2 separate regions of the Homo sapiens genome follow, and region 1 is linked to region 2. A link is an interaction called in ENCODE POLR2A ChIA-PET data of the cell type or tissue named here. Cell type or tissue: OCI-LY7. All regions are shown on one strand.

What was found. ChIA-PET counts read pairs that join two places held together with the same protein. Peaks named below come from ENCODE experiments on the same cell type or tissue, not always from the same donor. Only the 100,000 strongest peaks of a DNase experiment are listed, where the experiment ranks them.
Region 1: POLR2A ChIA-PET joins it to region 2 with 9 read pairs; 1 of 35 experiments calls an interaction of 5 or more read pairs at or near these places.

The regions. Positions count from the first base shown.
Region 1 is chr6:159,632,146-159,634,645 of GRCh38, reverse strand. LOC124901450 (a long non-coding RNA gene) reads left to right here and starts at 924. Exons shown (of 2, transcript XR_007059840.1): 1 at 924-2,500. In OCI-LY7, a CTCF peak has its summit at 1,250 (motif pointing left); a DNase peak (open chromatin) is centred at 1,265.
Region 2 is chr6:158,690,349-158,692,848 of GRCh38, reverse strand. The region is part of intron 6 of SYTL3 (synaptotagmin like 3); the gene reads right to left. Among named protein-coding and RNA genes, the nearest start is that of SYTL3, 42 kb to the right of the region's middle. In OCI-LY7, a CTCF peak has its summit at 1,314 (motif pointing right); a DNase peak (open chromatin) is centred at 1,318.

The DNA of each region.
Region 1 (2,500 bases), 940 kb before region 2:
TCTAACAAAGTCTAAGGTTAATAAATATCTTTATCCTACTCATGAACAGCGACCTTAGAATGCTGTAACTTCCCTTTGAATCCACTTATCATCTTCCATGTTGTTATCTATTATTTTAGTTCCACATTTGTTTGTAATCTCAAAAGGAGTTGTTATTTTTATATTTGAGATAGGTGTTTATTTAGAGTTTCCAAGTTTTCTGTTGTTTGTTTTAAGCTCATTGCTTCATGCACTCTTCTCCCTTCTGGGCTAAATTTTCTTCTTGCTGAAGTAGTAACAGTAATTCCCCACCCTGGGCCAGGCCCACTTCAGGAGCTTGCACTCCTTGGCTCTTTCATCCTCAGTTTCTGCCTTTGGGTGGCCTGCCCCAGGGTGTTTCTCCATCTGCCTCTGCTTCCTCCCTTACAGGCCAGCTGGAGATTTCCTCCAACCTGCCCACTCTGTAAGGTTCCTTCTTTTCTCTTTCTTCTAGCACTTTCTCTTTCTTGCTTCTGAGCTTGGGTATATACTAGTGAATAACTAACTTTACCCAGATTTCTATGCATTTGAAGAAGAAAGAATGCGGATGAGGGATCTCAACTGGAAGTCCAAACATTATCCTCAGAGAGTGTGGGCTAAGCGATCCGTCATTTTATGGCATTGTAATAGCTGGTGAAACTTCAGTGAAAGAGCTCAATTTTCTGTGACTTTTTTTTTTTTTTTTTTGAGACAGAGTCGGCCGGGGTGCAGTGGTGTCATCTCAGCTTACTGCAACCTCCGCCTCCTGGATCCAAGCGATTCTTCTGCCTCAGCCTCCTGAGTAGCTGGGATTACAGGCGCGCACTACCACACCCAGCTAATTTTCATATATTTAGCAGAGATGAGGTTTCACCATGTTGGCCAGGCTGGTCTCGAACTCCTGACCTCAAGTGATCCGCCCACCTCGGCCTCCCAAAGTGCTGGGATTACAGGTGTGAGCCACCATGCCCAGTTGTTCTTTCTTCTTTATTTGAATATGTGAGCTCAATTATAGTGGAAGTGAATTGAGAGTATTATGGCATATAAAACTGGAACCAACGAGTCTCAAATCACTTCATATCGTTTTCCTGGAATGGTTTTTAGGGTAAGCACAATATTTAATCAGTTGATATCAGTTCTGGTCCTTATCACTTGTAAATGAGTGTGATTGTTCAGTTTAATAACAAGTGCTCATGAACCCCATTACTAAAAATATGAGATATAGCTCCTAGAATACAATCGTACCCCAGTGCCACCTAGAGGAAAGAATTTGCATCGAGAGGCTGGGCATGTCTGTTTCTGTACATCCTGGCCACTGAGGTACCGCTTTTGCCTTTTGTATTTCTTTTGTAAAATGAGGCCATCCACAAGACTAGTGTGTCATAGAAATAATTACATAAAATTTCTTATAACTGAAGTCACTAACTAGTAATAATTTTAAGGAAGGCATGCTAATACTTTTAATTAAAAGACTGTAATTTAGGCTAAAGAAAAACCTACTGACTAAAAGTGAACATTACTTTTAATTTACAACACAGAAAGCTGTTGAAAAATAAAAATAACTGGCCATCTTAGGGCTCAAGCCAGCTCTGATGCCAGAATTTTTCCTATTCTATTCTTGAGATATTGGCTGAAAGCTACCTGCTGTGTCTTCCTAATCTTAGAATTCCCCTTCCTGGTAAGTGTGTTGTCTGTCTTATTATACTTACTATGAGAAACGGACATTTGCGCCATTTAGAGAGACTGACAATAAGAATAATATCATTTACTGAGCACTGGCTTTGAACCAGGAGAATGCACACAAAGTGATAATAACTCTCAGCACAGCAGCTGGGATTGAAATCCTGAAGGTCTTGCCTCCTAGTCCATTTTTTTTTTAAGACGGAATCTTGCTGTGTTACCAGGCTGCAGTGCAGTGGTGTGGTTTTGGCTCACTGCAACCTCCACCTCCTGGGTTCAAGTGATTCTTCTGCCTCAGCCTCCCAAGTAGCTGGGATTACAGGCACGTGCCACCATGCCTGGCTAATTTTTGTATTTTTAGTAGAGATGGGGTTTCACCATGTTGGACAGGCTGGTCTTGAACTCCTGACCTTGTGATTTGCCTGCCTTGGCCTCCCAAAGTGCTGGGATTACAGGTGTGAGCCACCGCGCCTGGCCCTAGTCCATTATTTTTTATATCAGCGTTTTTTAATTTATAAAAAACAGAAAGTTAAGAAGTTACTTAGGTCAAGCACGCAGGCAGGAGGTAGGGATACAAAGATGACTGCTAAAATGTGTTTGCCTTTACGAGGTTGTTCTCTAGCTGGGGGCTAACATCCCCAATCCTGATGTGATGTGATGTGATCAGAGGGAGGACGGGAGAATTGTGCTGAGTGCTGTGGAAATGTAAGAGAGGAAGGGATTAATTTTAGGGTGGAGAAGGATGGAAAGAAATTTGGTGACAGCTTCACAGAGGAGCAGACATTTGCACTGGTCCTCGAGCGATGACTGCATTCATGATATG
Region 2 (2,500 bases):
CTGCCGAGTGGCTGGGACCACAGGCGCCCACCACCATGCCCGTCTAATTTTTTGTATTTTTTTTTTTTTTTTTTTAGTAGAGACGGGATTTCACCACGTTAGCCAAGATGGTCTCCATCTCCTGATCTCGTGATCCGCCCTCCTTGGCTTCCCAAAGTGCTGGGATTACAGGCGTGAGCCACCGCGCCCGGCCTGGCACCTGCTTCTTTTAATTCATGAGCCTGAGTGTTTCAAGCCCACACAGCCAATCTGATGCCGTCCTCATAACCCTGTGATGGGACGGATCATGTCTAAACTGCCCATGCAGAAGAATACAACTTAGAAAAGTCACTTGAAGAACTCAATCACGTTTACTGCTGGGAGGGAGGGATAAAGGTCATTTTCCTTCATAATTATAAGATACAATAATTAACCTGGTTAGTTACATGATGAATCATTGAGAGCATTATCAGAGGCTATGTTAAGCCTTAGCCTTTCTAAATTATTTTATTTCCCTAACTATTAGAAATACAGTGAAAGTCTGAGTAGACTGCTTATCTATTACATTTAACCCTTTTTTTTTTTTTTTTTTTTTTTTTTTTTTTTTTTTTTGAGACGGAGTCTCGCTCTGTCGCCCAGGCTGGAGTGCAGTGGCACAATCTGGGCTCACTGCAAGCTCCAGTTCCCAAGTTCCCACCATTCTCCTGCCTCAGCCTCCCAAGTAGCTGGGACTACAGGCGCCCGCCACCACGCCCGGCTAATTTTTGTGTATTTTTAGTAGAGACGGGGTTTCACCGTGTTAGCCAGGATGGTCTCGATCTCCTGACCTCGTGATCCGCCCGCCTCGGCCTCCCAAAGTGCTGGAATTACAGGCATTAAGAAATTACAACTATTTCTTAACTTAAGAAAGTTTAATATTGGCCGGGCGCGGTGGCTCACGCCTGTAATCCCAGCACTTTGGGAGGCCGAGGCGGGCCGATCACGAGGTCAGGAGATCGTGACCATCTTGGCTAACACGGTGAAACCCCGTCTCTACTAAAAATACAAAAAATTAGCCAGGCGTGGTGACAGGTGCCCGTAGTCCCAGCTACTCAGGAGGCTGAGGCAGGAGAATGGCGTGAACCCGGGAGGCGGAGCTTGCAGAGAGCCGAGATCACATCACTGCACTCCAGCCTGGGCGACAGAGCGAGACTCCGTCTCAAAAAAGAAAAAAAAAAGTTTAATATTAATATTGTCATCTTTCTGCTTTTAAGCTTGTACATCAAGTAACAGAATGTCATGGTTGTTAAAAAAAAGAAAAAAAGTAAAAGAGGTGCATTTACAGGGAGGAGCCAGAAGAGGGCATCATTTCTATACGCTTAGCAGATGCCAAAAGAGGAGAGATGAATTTTCAGCTTGTTTTCTAGTTATTAGTGATCTAAAAAAGTTCTATCATAATTGTTTACTAATTTTGTTACTTTACTTAAAGTACATTAAAAAAGTTACTTGGGGAACTGTTAAACAGTCACTTTTTTTTTTTTCTTTTGAGATGGAGTCTCAGTTGCTGCCCAGGCTGGATGCAGTGGCATGATCTTGGCTCACTGCAACCTCCGCCTCCCAGGTTCAAGCGATTCTCCTGCCTCAACCCCCCGAGCAGCTGGGATTACAAGCGTGTGTCACCATGTCCAGCTAATTTTTGTATTTTTATTAGAGACAGCGTTTCACCATGTTGACCAGGCTGGCCTCAAACTCCTGGCCTCAAACGATCCTCCCACCTCATCCTCCCAAAGTGCTGGGATTACAGGCATGAGCCACCGCCCTTAGCCAAACATTCACTCTTGAACCCCATCTGGCCCCACCAAATTAGAACCTGTGTGTGTGAGGCCAGGAAGGTTGAATTTGAATCAGTTTGCAGCTGATCCTGGAGCGTGGGTCCAGGAACCACATTAAAAACCCTCTGCACGGATTGCCAAATGCCCGTGGATGGAGGCACAGAAGGTGATGATGCCAGGTTGTCCTGGGGAGCTTCCTAAAGGCAAGAGAGCCTATGAAGGTCTGGGTGCTTTGATAATTCGAATGTACTACAGATGAACCACCACGGTGGCATCAAAGAAATTATTTTAAGACCACAAAACTAAATATCCAGTTATGAAATTTTAGGGGAAAAAGCCAGCCTATAATCAGAAAAATTTTTAAATAAATCAAAATATTTAAAATTTTTTGTACTATCGCTCTACAAAATGAAGAACTGAGGCTCATTTTTTCTTGTTTTTAAATTGTTTTAATAGTTGAAAAAATAGCACAACACATATTACCACAATTTATTATTCTTCACTAGATTCTTATAGCATGTCTACTTCCAAGGAAATCTGGGGGGCATTTTATCTTAAATTGCACATATCCAATAAGATCATCAAAAGAGAAATAAGTAAAAGCTAATAAAAAGGAAACTGGGTGCAGAGGGTGTAATGATTCCTGGAATTACTGCAACTGAATGTTACATTTAGCTTTAGGTTTCCCCGTGTCAAAAAGGGAAGGATGT